Regions from separate parts of the Mus musculus genome. Here region 2 is linked to region 1. A link is a loop called in an ENCODE intact Hi-C map of the cell type or tissue named here. Cell type or tissue: heart. All regions are shown on one strand.

Region 1 (8,000 bases):
CAATGTTTATAAAGAGAGGCCCATTGGTTGTGCAAACTTTATATGCCTCAGTATAGGGGAACACCAGGGCCAAAAAGTGGGAGTGGGTGGGTAGGGGAGTGGGTGGGTAGGGGAGTGGGTGGGTAGGGGAGTGGGTGGGTAGGGGAGTGGGTGGGTAGGGGAGTGGGTGGGGGAGGGTATGGGGGACTTTTGGGATAGCACTGGAAATGTAAATGAAGAAAATACCTAATTAAAAAAAAAAAAAAGAGGAGAGGCAAGCCATTCTTTGCAGACTTTGATCTTACAACTCTGTAAGAAAAAAGAAAACTATTCTGGTGTCCTACTGTGGGAATAAATTCACTCTTTCCTGTCTTCTTTTTCTACCAAAATGAATAAATGTGCTTAAAAGCCAAAACAAACAAACAAACCAACAAAGCTTATTTTAAAAACAATAAGAAAATAAAAGGCCTCACTGGCAGTGAGACCTGCCCGCCCCTGGCAGCACCCACACCCCATGTCACTGACAGTGAGACCTGCCCGCCCCTGGCAGCACCCACACCACATGTCACTGGCAGTGAGACCTGCCCGCCCCTGGCAGCACCCACACCCCATGTCACTGACAGTGAGACCTGCCCGCTCCTGGCAGCACCCACACTACATGTCACTGACAGTGAGACCTGCCCGCCCCTGGCAGCACCCACACTCCATGTCACTGACAGTGAGACCTGCCCGCCCCTGGCAGCACCCACACTGCATGTCACTGGCAGTGAGACCTGCCCGCCCCTGGCAGCACCCCACACTCCATGTCACTGGCAGTGAGACCTGCCCGCCCCTGGCAGCACCCCACACTACATGAAAGTGGGTGATAAAGATTGAAGAACCTCCATACAGTTTGCTTCAAACATGCCAAGCTAGCTCTGCCTCCCTTCAGACAGAATGCTGTCCAAGCTGTGGGCAGACAATGCAGGGAAGTCTACTGCCATGCTTTGCTAAGACAGGGCTAGCAGTCCTTCCTGACTCCTGCTTCACAAAAAGTCTGCCATTTATCCTGGGTCTAAAGCCTAGAGACGGTGCCGCAACACTGCAGAAGTGTGGTGGTGACTGTCCAGGGAGCTAACGACTGCTGTCAGTTCTACAGTTTTGTGAGCTGCTTGCTCTGCACTTCCTGTTTATGTGGCTAATATTCACCTGTCACAGGTTTTTGATGGGGTTGAAGACTAGATAGAGTCTCACCATTAACCTTAAGTTGTTTAGGATTTAAGAAAATGTTTAAAGGTCCAAAAAGATATTTATGGGTTGATAAACCCAAGTTATGATAGGAGATGATTTAAGTAGAGAAGTTTGAACTCACCACGGTGGGGTAGAGAGTGGAATACTTTCTCCAAGTTTGCTAAATGCATTTGGACTGGACATTGTGAATGTAATCTTACCTGATAGTTTTCATAATTCGTTTTTTGTTTGTTTGTTTGTTTGAGACAGGGTTTCTCTATGTAGCCCTGGCTGTCCTGGAACTCATTCTGTAGACCAGGGTGGCCTTGAACTCAGAAATCCGCCTGTCTCTGCCTCCCAAGTGCTGGGATTAAAGGCATAATTGTTCTTATTATATGCAGCTTATTGAAGTTAGAGAAAGAGACTTTTATTGTACTAAAAGGGGGAGATGTAGGGCTAATCTCCTGTGTACTGTGTGGAAGCACCACCTGTCTATACAAAGCCGATGGTCAATAAGCTGAGGCAGGATTAGAAGGCGGGACTTCCAGTGGAGAGAGAGCCAGGCAGGTGGCTTTCTCACCACTGGAACACGGAGGACATGGGCACAAGAAGCTGAGGAGAGGAAGCCAGCCACGAGGTGGAACTCAGGTTAGAATAAACGGGATATTAACTTAAGAGTTAGCTGGGGAACGAGCTAGCTTATGGCCTAGGCATTTATTATTAATGTTAAGCCTTTGAGTTATTTGGGAACTGGGGCACAGGTGGAAAAGCTCGCGGTTATAAGCTGATCTCGTCTCCTTGTGGAAGGAGGCTGGGATGACAGATTTTGCAATGCGTGTGGACTTTCCATCCTTTCTGGAGACTGAATTTACATGGAAGGCTTCCCACCACGCCCTTTGTTCACAGGGCCAGTTCCCTAGCCTGTTTTTAAAAATTGTCTTAAAATATTTTTCATTTTTAGTTGTTTATTTAATCTTGAGGAAACACTTTTCCCAAGATGGGCCGGCTCACTTACACTGAAGACAGTACCCTCTATCCACCTCCAGAGTGCTTGGTGCACAACTGTTACTCCTGGCTCTATTTTTTTCTAAATCTGTAAAATACACTCTTTACTTCAAATGCTAGAGACATGGCTCAGTGGTTTAGAGCACCAGCTGCTCTTCCAGAGGACTTGGGTTTAATTCCCAGCACCCACATGGCATCTCGCAACCATCTGTAACTCCAGTGCCAGGGGATCTGATGCCCTCTTCTAGCCTCCCTAAGCACCAGGCACACACTAGGTGCCTTGCATGCAGGCAAAACATCCACACGTATAGAAATGAACTAAAATATTTACGGAGCGGGAGAGATGGACGCGTGTTGCTTTTTTGGAGGACCCAGATTGATCCCCAGCACCACCCGGGGGTTCACAATCACCTAAAATTCCAGTTCCAGGGCATTCAATGTCACGTTCAGACCTCTGAGGGCACCAGGCTGGCACATATACACTTACATATAAGCAGGTAAAACACTCAGCCCATACAATTAAATGATTTAAACTTTCACTTCTGCGTGGCACGGTGTGTGCATGCCTTTGATCCAGCCCTGAGGGGGCAGGGGCAGGGAGATCTCTTGTGAGTTTGAGACTGGCTAGGACTACATAGTAAGATAATTTTTATTTATTTATTTACTTCAGAGAGTTTGCTTGACATGAAGCCAGGCACCAGTCAGCACCGAGAAGGCTTATTGTTTGAATTATTTAGTGTTAAGGGACTTGGAGAGTACAGAAAGACATGGAGTGGAAGGAAAGGCACCGAGACTGCTTTGGGGGCTTTCTGCAGTTAGACTACCAGGCACCAGCCTGGCATGGACTAGCAGGACTCAGAGCTTCAGTGGCCCTGCCCAGGCCTGGGATTGCAGCTGTCCATGGGTGGGACAGCAAGCTCTCCCTTCTGTCTCTGCACAAATGAACTGTCAAAGCCAAATGGTATGAAGCTCGGGATGACGGGTGCTCCTCAGGGGCAGTGAGTATAATTAAGGGGGCTCTTAATTTGGTCATAAACACAGTCCACAGGAACAAAGAATGCTAGTGGTTGCCTGATGCTAAGGGAGTTGGAGAAATGGGTAGTAGACCACTAATGGCTATAAGGGGGGGAGGGGTCTGGAAAGATGGCTCAGTGGTTAAGAGCACTGTCTGCTCTTCCAGAGGACACGGGTCCAATCACCACTTTAAATGTTTTATTTAATGTGCACTGGTGTTTTGCTTGCATGTATGTCTGTGGGAGGTTGTCGAATCCCCTGGAACTGGAGTTACAGATGGTCATGAGCTGCCATGTGGGTGCTGGGAATTGAACCTGGATCCTCTGGAAGAGCAGCCAGTGCTCTTAACAGCTGAGCCATCTCTCCAGCCCCTCCAGTTCCGACTTTAGGAGCCCCCCTCCCTCCCTCTCTAAGATTGAGGGCACCGTTTTCCTACTCTGTATGTAGCTGCTGCCCTGTGGTCTCACACACCACTGGCTCTAAGTTGATTCTGTAGCCAGCCAGGGGCATCCCCCGGATCTCTGATGTTCAGAAAAACTGGTTCATTCTTGTCAGGCCGGCACACAGGAGACGGAGCTTGAGTTTGAAGCCAGACTGTTGCACAGCGATACTGTATTTAAAAAAACAAATAACCAAAACCAAGAGGCAGGTGGATCTCCGAGTTCGAGGTCAGTCTGGTCTACAGCGAGAGGACAGCTAGCACCACACAGAGAAACAACAAAATAAATACGTACAGGAAGGACGGAAGTGGCCAACAGGAACCACCAAATCGCACCCCAAAGAAAGAGATAACGTGAAAAGCGAATCGTGTATCCACTTGCCAAGTACTGGAAACCGCAACTTGGACTGTTAATAAAACACAAGAGAGAAAAATACCGGGTAACCGTAGCCTGTCTCTACGTGAACCCGCAGGCTGCGGGCTGCTAGCTTTCGCGCTGCGCACCCTGCTGACTCTCGAGGTTTCGCAGCTAACCTTGCGGATACCAGACGGTTCGGACCGCGCAGGCGTCGCCAGGAGCGCGCGACCTTCAACCCCGCGCAAGCGCAAAGGGAGGCCGCCCTCAAAAACCTGACCGTTAGGGCGGCCGGAGCCGCACTGCGCAGGCGCCGCTTTCGGCACCATGGCGGCCGCCTTGCTGCTGCTTCGCGGGCTCCGCCCCGGCCCGGAGCCCCGGCCCCGACGGCTGTGGGGCCTGCTCTCAGGCAGGGGCCCAGGCCTCTCGTCCGGGGCTGGGGCCAGGCGGCCGTACGCGGCCCGCGGGACTCCGGTTGGCCCGGCTGCGGCTGGAGGCCACGCGCCTCAGGTAACCCGCTCGGAGCCCGGCGGCGGCGGGTGTGGCGGGTCGGTCCGCGCCGACCGGAAGTGCGCCTGCACCTCGCTCTTCCGCAGGAGGATGGCTGCTGTGGGCTCCCCGGGACGGGAGGCAGCATCTGCCTCGGGTGGTTCGTCTCTCCCTGGCGTGTGTGAGAGAGACGCCCTGTATCACTGTCCCTGGCGGCTTCAAACTGAGTCCTGGTCACCCGTGCCTTTCCGTCCTCTTCTTTCTGGTCTGGAGGCAGGCGTTCATGTGTACTCGGAGCAGCCCTTGGACTCCCGATCCTTTTGCCCACATAGGTGGTGCACACTTGCAATTTCAGTATTTGCTGGTAGGACGAGGCCAGGAAGATTGTGAATTGGAGACTCAAACTGGGCTGTGGGTGAAAGTTAATTGACTTTTGTTTCTTCGGTTTTTTTGTTTTGTTTTGTGGCTGAGTCCAGTGAAATTCATTGATGGAGTTGATTGACACTTTCCCTTGGCCCCTCCCCTTCTTGGGAGGCAGTTCTAGGATGGAAACCGAGGAGGGAGAGATTCTCAATACACAGTTGAAGATGACTTTGAACTTTTGATGCTCCTGCATCCCCTCCCAAGTGCTGGGATTACATGCATGCGCCACTGTACCCAGTTTTAAGGAGGTACTGGGGATCAAATCCATAGCTTTCTGCATGCTAGGCAAGGACTTTGATTAGGCCTGTGTTGTTGTGGTATATGGTCTTAGTGTTACCTCGGTCTTTTTCTCTTTTTACAGAGTTTGCTATTGCGAATACTGACCCCTAGCTTTGAAGGTATTAGCGGATTGTTACTGAAACAGCATATAGTTCCAAATGCAGTCAGACTGTGGCCGCTTTCAGGTGTGTATGCATTGCATGGTCCATTACTGAGGGACACAGGTTTTACTGTAGTCCTATAAGAGCATAGTGGAAGAGGACAAAACCAAACAAACCAGGTCTTACATGCCTGTAATCTCAGCACTAAAACAGGGGCTGCCAGTTGGAGGTCAGGCAGAACTAGCTAGTGAAACCCTGCTGGCCCCCTGCTCACCCCCACCCCCCACCCAAAAAAACAAAAGGTTTTATGTTGTCTGAGAGCACAGCACTTGCTGCAGTGAGCAGGGCTCGCTGTGATGTTCAGTAGAGTAGCCTAGGAGCAGAAGGCCATGCTGTGTGTGCAGCAGCATCCACCATCTCAGGCTGTGTGCATGCACTCTAGTCTAAGAGTGGAGGCTCCTTGGCAGGTGACAAGTGACATAGGAGAACGTCACTAGTTAGACACTGACCAGAAGACTAGGAACACCCAGCCACTAAGAGTACCTTTGATTCTTTTAAAAAACAAAACACCTGAACTTGTGACCCTCTTCAGTCCTGAGGTTACAGGTATGTACCACTCTGTCCAGTGTTATGTGAAGCTAGGGATTGAACTCAGGACTTTGGGCATGGTAAGCAAGTACTCTAACAACTAAGCTATATTTTCATTGTAACCTTTGGTTCTTTGTGCTGTGAGCTATGTTAGCCCTGTTATGGATAATCTGAAGTGAAATGTATAGCTAGGGGCTGTGAGCACTCCTTGATCATCCTGCCTGTCCCTTCCCAATGGGAGCACGTGAGACCCCACTCCTCACCTGGGGGTTGCAGACTGGTTTGTTTGGTTTTGTTTTCTTGAAACAAGGCATTAATTTGCAGTCCAGCCTGGCCTTGAACTTAGAATCCTCCTGTTCTCACCCTCCAGGTGCTGGGATTACAGGTATGTGCTACCAGGCCTAGACTTCTCTTTGCTCACTTTAAGTGTTTTATTTTGTTTCCCCGCCCCCCACCCCGTGTGTGTGTGTGTGTGTGTGTGTGTGTGTGTGTGTGTGTCAGAGAGAGACACAGAGACAGAGACAGACAGAGACACAGAGAGAGAGACAGAGAGAGAGAGAGACAGACAGACAGAAAGAGAGAGAGAGCGTGAGCACACAGAGTGCAGGGATACTCCCTGTGGGTTCTAGGAATTAAATTGAGGTCATGAAGCTTGGCAGAAAGTCCCTCTGCATCTTGAACCATGTTATTAGCCCTCATTTACAAAATCTAAGTGGTGTGGCCTAGTGAGATGGCTCAGCAGTTAAGAGCTACTTTTCCAGAGGAACCAGGTTTGGTTCCCAGAACCCATATGGCAGCTCACAACCATCTGTAATGCCTACTCCAGAGGATCCAACCCCTTTTTCTGGCCTTCACGAGTGCTGCACACACAGTATACAGCCGTACGTGCAAAACACCCACATATGAAAATCACTTTATCTTAAAAAATAAATAAAACATTAAGTTCCATTGTTGTTGCTGTTGTTCTTTCTGGATTGCTTTTTAAAACAAACAAGTTATTTAATTATTAGGAGACAGGGTTTCTCTGTGTAGCCCTGGCTGTTCTGGAACTCTGTAGACCAGGCTGTCCTCAAACTCAGGTCTTGCCTCTGCCCCCCAATGCTGGGATTAAAATTCTACAGACCCTCTGCTTTAGCTCAAAGGACATTCGGGTTTGTTGCCCAGTTGGAATGAGGAACAGTGGAATGCCTCGACCCTAACTTGAAGGGAACAGCCTGTGTTGGCAGTGGGCTCACCTGCTGAGTTTCATTTGAATTTCTTCCCCTGCTCTGTGACTGATGTAAATCGGACACATAATACACCTCTCCTGCCAGAACTTCAGTGTTGACTTCTAGCGGGAGGAAGGCAGTTTTGCTTCTGATTGTTTGTTTTTGAGTCAGGGTTTCTTATGTAGCCCTGGCTGCCCTAGAACTCACTCTGTAGACCAGGCTGGCCTTGAACTCACAGAGATCTGCCTGCCTCTGCCTTCCAAGTGCTGGGATTGAAGGCGTGTGATACCACACCTGACAAGCTGCTAAAGTCTTTATGAAGAAAACTAGACTTGGGGCTGGAACTGTGGCTCATAGGTTAAGAACATCTACTCCTCTCCAGAAGAGCTGAGTTTAGTTCCCAGCACCCACTTGGGGCAGCTCACAACAGTCTGGGACTCTGGATTCTGACTTCCATAGGAATAGGCGTGTATGATACACATACAAGCAGGCAGGCGAAACACTCAGAAAAAAAATTGGTTTTAGTTTTTTTAATCAATTTTTAATTTTTTGTTCATTTGGGTTGTTTTTTTTTTTTTTTTATCTGGAATGGGGTTTCTCTATCTCCTTGGCTGTCCTGGGACTTGCTTTGTAGACCAGGCTGGCCTCAAACTCAAGAGATCTGCCTGCCTCTGAGTCCCAAGTGCTAAAAGCATATGCTACCACACCTGGCTAAAACTATTTATTTATTTTAAGAAGAAACAGACTTGATGCCGTGGTGACTTTTCTCTCTGATCTGTTGAGACTTTGGACAAACCCAGGCCTTTCCTGGTGTGCGTGCCACCTTCTGCCAGCCTGTCCTTGGCAATGGCAAGGGGGCTGCTGCTGTTACCACAGATGCCAACACCATTGTGTCATGTATCTGTATAAAC
Region 2 (8,000 bases), 230 kb before region 1:
CCTCAATTCCTTCTGGCAGTTCTTGACAGGAGTAGGGGTGATGAAAAAACTCCAAAGAATGGGCAATGCTGGCACATGCCTTTAGTACCAGCACTCAGGAGGCAAAAGCGGGTGGATCTCTGTGAGTTCAAGGCCAGCCTGGTCTACAGAGTGAGTTCCAGAACAGCGCAAGACTATCCAGAGAAACTCTGTCTTGGGGGAGAAAAAAAAAAAAAGACTCCAAAGAAAAGTAACCAGTTTATCTCTCTGCCAGAGGTGTCCTCGGATCTCTTGACAGCCTCATTCTTGCCAGAGGCCAGAGATGGCAGAAGTGTTTGGAGGTTCCTAAATGATCTGGTTCCTAAGTGATTCCAGGGTCACCTCTTTAGAGGGGGTAATAAGTACTGCAGAAGCAGTGAGGGCCTACAAAGAGAAAAAGGTCAAGAGAGTAGGATTTCTGGCCTGAATGGGGAGCTAACGTTCTAGTGGATAGAGGTCAGTCACCTGGTTGTGGACCACCCCTAGGAAGACAGGCTCACTTTAAGCCACGTTTAAGAGCTAGAATAGCAACTCGTTGCCCTAGGGGCCCAAAGGGTCATCAGAATTAAACAATCCCCGGTCACTTAGAGCAATAGCTTGCTTCTACTACAGACTTCAGAATGCTGGATGAGTCTGATGGGGTTGGAGGACAGCAGCCAGAATGTATAATAAAGACAGTGGAATTGTTAGGGACTTCTTTCCCCCTGTCGATCAGAGGTGGCTAGCCTGCTAAGGGCCAGAACTCCATTAAACCCTACCATCATTCGATCTGTGCGCATGCCTGTTTGCCCGTCTCTTAGAAGTTCTCTACAGACTTGACTTGCTTTTACACCCCTCCCCTTTGTGTCGAGTATGAATTAGCCAACCACATCAGACCGTGAGGGTGTGCTCCTGTCACTGAGATGAGACACGGTCACGGTAGAATACGACTGAGGGAGTGTCCTGCCCTGGTATTCTTGCCATCTCAGCTTAGGTCATCATTCAGTGTTCTTTGAAAAGGTTCATGTGTGTGTGTGTGCATCTGAGGGCACGTATGTCTACCGCATGCATGCAGGAGCCCGTGCAGGTCAGAAAACGGTGTCAGGTCCCTTGGTACTGGAGTGGGTGTTTGGAACTGAATACAGGTCCACTGCGGGAGCAATGATTGCTCTTAATTGCTGAGCCATATCTCCAGCCACATGGTGCACACGTTTTGCAAAAAAGAAATAGCGTTGCCAGGTTTAAAAAAAACATAATCATAAAATTGTGTCTTTAAGCCTTTTTATGAAACATTATAGAGGCCACCAAGCTAAGGCAGCAGTGTTATCTAACAGCAAAACTGAGCCAGACTGAAGAACAGGATGAAGATTCTCTCATACATCTGGAGAGAGATTTCTGTTGAAAGGAACGCCCCTGTCTTTGTAGCATCCAACATGTTTGTTTTTGTTTTTTGTTTTTCGAGACAGGGTTTCTCTGTATAGCCCTGGCTGTCCTGGAACTCACTTTGTAGACCAGGCTGGCCTCGAACTCAGAAATCCGCCTGCCTCTGCCTCCCGAGTGCTGGGATTTAAGGTGTGCGCCACCACGCCCAGCTGCATCCAACATGTAATCCACCGGTCATGCACATACTTACGTCTGGCTTGATTGAGGGTGTGAGTTTTTCATAACCCAAGTGGCCATACACGATTAGTGGCTACTGTTTCGTGGGTCAAGTCAAGAGTCTGTCAGTGGGACTTTCCTAATACCTGCTAAGAAGTCGAGGGTTGGGTACAGGAAGAGGGACGTTTTCAGTAGATAGAACTGGAACTCTTTGATGGTACTGGGTGACTGTGGCGCAGCCCACCCAGGGCAGGGCTGCTGGGGAGATCTCGTGTTCCCTTCCAGCTTTCAGAGTTAAGGTCTGGACTTGGGGTCGCTCAGGAAGGTGCTTATAGTGATAAAAGTTTGAGGGTGGGACACCTCGAGGGCCATCTGTGTGCTGAAGTCACCACTGAGTGTTACTGTAGGACAGTATTTCTAGAGCCAGGGAGTTTAGAGGTAGGGCAGCCGAGGGGCTGGGCCGCTTCTGGCCACCTCCAGGTTGCACCAGGCCCTTCCTTTGTGGGAAGATCACGCTGTTGCTCTCAAACTCTGCCTGTTCACAAAGGACTGGTCTCCTCCCTGAGCAGGCTTGCATTATAGGTGATGAGTTTACACACACTGAGCCAGTGCCTGGCCTGTGGTTTAACCTCATACTTGGCATATTGCCGGAGGGGCCGGAGCCGGCCCAGGTGGGCGACGAGCAGGCGATAACAGGCCGTGAGGTGTCTGTGAGAAAGGCTCAGGCCAGGAACCAGATCTCAGCACCGTGAGCCAATCCTCATTTGCTGCTTTACTAAGGAGGGAAGCATTCCACACTCACTGCATAGATCCACCTCAAACAGCACACTGCGAGCTCCGAAGTAACGCTGGCCCTCAGTGGCTCGGCGCACACTGTGCTGGGTCTTGTCCACTTAAGACAAAACTGGAGTTATCTGGGAAGAGGGGATCTGTTTGAGGAATTGCCTCCATCAGATGTGCCAGTGGATACGCCTGAGAGACATTGTCTTAATTGCTCATTAATGTAGGAGAGCCCGCCCACTGTGGGCGGAGCCATCCCTAGCCCAGATGAGCCTGGGCTATGTAAGAAAGTAGCTGAGCAAGCCAGAGGGTAGGCAGTGTTCCTCTGTGCTTCGGTTGCTGACTCCCAGTTCCTGCTTTAGGCTTTGACCATGTTTTCTCTCAGTGACTGGTAGGACAGCAGCTCAGAGAAAACTACCACAGGTATCGTCCTGTGGGTCTGCCTGGGTGTGTCAGCATCAGTGCCCGGGAAGCCTAGCGAGGCTGAGGGAGTTTTGAAGTGCAGTTGATCCCCAGTCAGCACAAGGTGGCCACAGTTGTTGGTGGTGGTTTTTGTTGGTTTTTTTATTTTTCCAGCCAGGGTTTTTCAGTGTAGCCGTACTTGGTCTGTCATGAGCCCCCTATCGGATGAGTAGACATCTGTACTGTCTCCCCAGGAAACTCACTCTGTAGACCAGGCTGGCCTTGAACTCAGAGATCCACCTGCCTCTGCCTCCCCAGTGCTAGGATTAAAGGCGTGCGCCACCGCGATCACCTGACTGCAAGCGACTGTTCTTTTCCTGTGTGCTCTTGAGAGCTTCTGGACCACATTGCCCATTATGGGGCCTGAAGGCTGTGGAACATCGTGCAGTAAGTACATCCTGTCACCAGCAGGGGGCAGACAGAGCCCTTGGCACTGGATGGGGCATCTCAATATAATACCTCTATAGATAGACTCCTCTGTCCCTGGGAGGTGCTTAAAGAGCCAGAAAACCTTCTATAGGAGCCACCCCACGCCCACCCCCCCCCCCAGGTCGGGGCTCATGTGCCTTCCTGATTTGCCCCCCTGCACCCTTTTCCACTTAAGGTCTGGCCCTGTTGTGTAACAAAATTTCCTGGGGAGACATTCCACATGTCTATTCACCCATCCCCCCGACCCCCAACAGACCCAAGTACAGATACCAGGAAAGCCCAACTTGGGGAGCCAGTGGGTTTTATTGGTGTTTCTTACAGGAGCAGAAATTACTCAAAGACAGTTGTATCACCAAGGCTCACGGCAGCATGGGTGACAGCTCACAGAGCTGGGAGCCTCGAGAGCACTGCACAGCCTGCAGGCAGCACGACAGGTTGGAGGTGTCCTTTCCAGTCTGTGCTCTAACCCTCTGCCAGGCAGCTCTGCTGGTTTCTGCTTCTTCCGGGCAGCTGGTCTGCGTTAAGAGTCTTTGGAGCTTGGTTCTGCTCTTCTGCAGAGGGAATCTCGGTTTCTATTGCTTACTCTGGCATGGATGGGCCTGGTGAATCTAGTCTGTTTTAGGGACTTCCTGAAGCTTCCTGAGTTATTTAGGGTTCCTATTGCTGTGAACAGACACTGTGACCACAGCAATTCTTATAAAGGAAAACACTAAATTGGTGCTAGCTTACAGTTCAGAGTTATCATCATGGCAGGAAGCATGGCAGCACGCAGGTACATGTGGTGCTGGAGAAGGAGCTGAGAGTTCTACATTTTGATCCATGGCAGCAGAAGGAGACTCTGTGTCACAATGGGCATAACTTGAGCATATATGAGGCCTTAAAGCCAGCCTCCATGGTGAAACGCTTCCTCCAACAAGGCCACACCTCCTCTAACAAGGCCACACCTCCTAATAGTGCTACTCCCTAGGGGTCACACGTTCAAACACAAGTCTATGGGGTTCAAATGACCACACTGAATGTCCACCACGTCTCCTCCATAAATCTCTGGCCAATACCGACAGTAATCTCTAGTTTGGTCATAGAGAAAGCAGCCACAGGGACAGGTGTCTTAGAAGTTGATTTAGGCTTAGTGGTGATGGCCTGCTGGTGAGCCTCAGAAACCCTGCCAAGCAGGTGAAGGGACAGCTGAGCCTACGTCCCTTACACCTCAAGTCTCCATAGTGCGCTGCCGATGAGAGGGAGTAAGAGCGGGTGGAAAAAGAAAAGGTAGGGGATTAGGTAATCTAGTTTACTGTCCCGGCTGCCATCGGAGAACAGCAGCCATGGTCCTGCGCTACCCCATGGCCGTGGGCCTCAACAAGGGCCACGAGGTGACGAGGAATGTCAGCAAGCCGAGACACAGCCGGTGCTGCAGGTGCCTCACCAAGCTCACCAAGTTCGTACGTGGGGGAACAAGATCCCAGAGGTGTGCGGCTTCGCACCCTATGTGCGGCGCGCCATGGAGTTGTTCAAGGTGTCCCAGGACAAGCGCACACTCAAGTTCATCAAGAAGAGGGCGGCCAAGGATTGATTTAAAAAAAAAAAAAAAAAGGATTAGGTAATCTAAAATTTCATTGGCGGGTCCTGGAGGTCAGTGGCCTGCATTCCTGTCATGAATGTTTAACCATAGGATCAGATAGGGCTGCCCAGCACAGGTGGCCCATTCCAAGATAAGATATTTCCCCATGTGTGCCGTTATCCCCGGGCTGTTCTTTGAGAGGGGGTTATGGTCTTGTTCTGGATTTTACGGTCTGTTCCTGGAGCTGGCGCCTTATGGCCTTTTTTCGAAATCAGGCCTGGTCCTTACATGGAGACAAATGGGGTTTATGCTGTCCTTCCAAAGAGGTTGAGGCGATTGCTGATGGGTGAAATTCCAGAGGAGAGCACAGAGACGGCCTAAACAAGGTGGAGAAAAGGTGGCTGGAGAGGTAGCTGGGACGTGCAGCCAGGAGGCACAGTCGGCCACCCATGAATGAGTCTGAAAGGGGGGTGGGGTTGGAGGAGAGACAATGGCAGGAGTTTTATCCAATCTACGTGGAGGTCTCCTGGAGACAGGGTTTCTCTGTGCAGCCATGGCTGTCCTAGAACTCATTCTGTAGACCAGAGCCTCGAACTCACAGAGATCCACCTGCCTCTGCCTCTGCCTCCCAAATGCTGGGATTAAAGGTAAGGGTCACCCCACCCCACGCCCCTGCCCTACATGGAGCTCCTGAGAGAGCGTGATAAGGATGTTTTTAGGAGAAAGCAACTGGCTTATTGCACCTTACCTGGGGACAAGGAAACGCTATGCTCTGCTCTGCTCTGCTCTGCTCTGCTATGCTATGCTATGCTATGCTCTGCTAAGGGCTTTAAGCTGAAGATTTGAGAGGTAAATTTGAGGCCTCTGTCTGATTGAAGGGAGGTGGGATCTCTGAAACAGGATGATCTCCCTGGGAAGACTGGAGACAACCTGTGACCTCAGAGGTGGGGAAAGCCTCCACCCACTCTGAAAATGCGTGTACCGAAGCTAAAAGGCGTTTGAAATGTCCAATGGTGGGCACATGGGTGAAGGCCAGCCACGGGCCATCTCAGGGAGGAATCTCCCAGCTTAAAGAGCAGGTAAAGAAAGATCCCTGTGCCTGGGGTGGGATTAGAAGTTTGACAAATTTTATAAGAAATAGCGATAGCTCTTAGAAAGGATAGGCCGACCTGCGGGTTGGCTGTAAATAGATTTTATTTATTTTTTTAAACATAACCATTTTTAAAGAATTATTAATACGATTTATAAATAAGATTTGTTTATTTATTTTATGTATATGAATATGTTGTCGCTGTCTTCAGACACACCAGATGATGGCATCGAATCCCATTACAGGTGGTTGTGAGCCACCATGTGGTTGCTGGGATTTGAACTCAGGACCTCTGGAAGAACAGCCAGTGCTCTTAACTGCTGATCCATCTCTCCAGCCCATAAATAGATTTTAAATGAGGTGAAGGATAGGTGCAGACAAGATAAAATTTGCCTAGCATCTGGGGATGATGATTAAAATCTGGGTTATAACATGAAACTTCCTTGTGGCCTTCGAGTAGGATCCTGACCTCTGGAAGCTTTGCCTTCAGATACCTGGACGGCTTGGTTATCCCCTCGGAGACAATGGAACTGTCTGCTGGGTGTGCTTGACAGCGGGCGATTCTTACGGCCATGGCGGGCACAAGGCCTTTAGCATGGCCACATTTGGTTTGAATAGGTTATTGTCTTCCCTTTGTCCTTAAGTCCAAAATCCCTCCAAGTGGCTGTGTGTGACAGGAGAGTATGGAAGGTATTTTTAGAGTCTGTAGAAAGGTGTAGGGGTTGTCCCTTTGCTAATCCAAAGGCCTGGATAAGAACCAGTAACTAGTTCACCGCGTTGGTTTGTGTTTCGGGCTGGAAGAGCCGGCATCTCAACCACCTTGCTGTCCACAACAGTGGCATAGCCTGCCTTTCAGACTCCTGCATGCCAAAAGGGGCTGCCCTCTGTGTACCAAGTGTGAGTATCCTGAAGTAGTGCTCCCTTGTGTGTGTGTGGGGAGGGGGGTGAGGGGGTATTTCTAGGGTCTTCATGCAGCAGTGAGATGAGGAATATCTGAGATTGATTGGAAAAGGAGATTTGAAATGTCGAGAGGTGGGCATGGCTGGAAGGCAAGTGTAGTGTCCTCTCCCAGTGCTACCTGAAGGGAGAAACTCAGGCAGTGGGACTGTTTGGAGACCCTCGGATGTCAGGGTAGGCAGTGGTGTGGGAAAGGACAGTAATAGGCAACCTGGAGGCTAGCTTTTGGGATTTGCATATAAGAAGTCTGGCTGTGGCCAGAGCACACAGGCAGGGTGTCCATCCTTGGATAGTATGGTCCAGTTGGTTCCCATAAGTATGCAACAGGAGCAAAGAAGGTGCTAGTTGGCAACCCAGCACCCCGAGGGGATGTCCCTCTCTGTGACATAGAGAAGGAGCGCGTCAAATCTGAAAAGTGTAGGCCCGGGGCCTGGAGGAGGGCCTGCTGAAGCTTACACAAGGGTTTAGGAATGGGGCAAGCAAGGGTATGTGTAAGGGGCTAGGGCCACCTCATATAGGGAGTGAGCGTAGGAAGCGGGGAGGCAGGAGTGAGGAAGCAGTCGTCCCCAGTGACTACAGGCGACTGAATGAAACGTTTTCTATCTAGGACAGTGGCCTTCTAGCTGGTGCAGATAAGTAACCCGAGGAACGGTCAGCTGGACTTTAGAGGGTGAATTCTGTATCCCTGGTCAGGTGGGAGGTTTAATAAAGTAGAGGTGTCAGCCTGGCTGATTTTCAGGGATAGACTACAAAAGAGAAATTCATCTGCATATTTGTATAAGCTTGGGTTTAGGCAGAGACAAAGAGAGTAAATCAGAGGCCAGAGCCTGGCCAAGTAAACTCAGGCTGTCCCCAAGCCCCTGGGGTAGGATGAGCTGGGTAGGATGGTGGGTGTCCATGTCAGTCAAGTAAAGGCAAAGATATCTTGTGACTGGGGTTGAGAAGAACTGAAAAAAAGGCAACCTAAGGTCTACAGGAAATGGGGGCCCGTGAGGGGACTGTGGAGAGGAGAATAGAGGGTTCGTGTACTGCAGGGTGGAGAGGAGCCACTGCAGAGTTGTCAGGTCAGAGGTCCTGAGCCAAGCTGTCGGTGCTATGGAGCTTTTAACTGTGAGTAAGAGGGGGCTA

The links. A loop is a pair of places that touch in the nucleus more often than their neighbours do. Peaks named below come from ENCODE experiments on the same cell type or tissue, not always from the same donor. Only the 100,000 strongest peaks of a DNase experiment are listed, where the experiment ranks them.
Region 2: it touches region 1 in a loop (12-fold over the local background); 6 of 42 quality-filtered maps call a loop at or near these places.

Annotation. Positions count from the first base shown.
Region 1 is chr8:123,061,199-123,069,198 of GRCm38, forward strand. Spg7 (SPG7, paraplegin matrix AAA peptidase subunit) reads left to right here and starts at 4,310. Exons shown (of 17, transcript NM_153176.5): 1 at 4,310-4,511; 2 at 5,275-5,377. The coding sequence starts at 4,329. In heart, a CTCF peak has its summit at 4,152; a DNase peak (open chromatin) is centred at 4,243; H3K4me3 peaks cover 2,717 bases; H3K27ac peaks cover 2,643 bases.
Region 2 is chr8:122,831,962-122,839,961 of GRCm38, forward strand. Gm35466 (a long non-coding RNA gene) reads left to right here. Exons shown (of 3, transcript XR_388150.3): 2 at 3,097-3,225; 3 at 3,589-6,072. Among named protein-coding and RNA genes, the nearest start is that of Cdh15, 12 kb to the right of the region's middle. In heart, a CTCF peak has its summit at 3,242 (motif pointing right); a DNase peak (open chromatin) is centred at 3,240; H3K27me3 peaks cover 787 bases.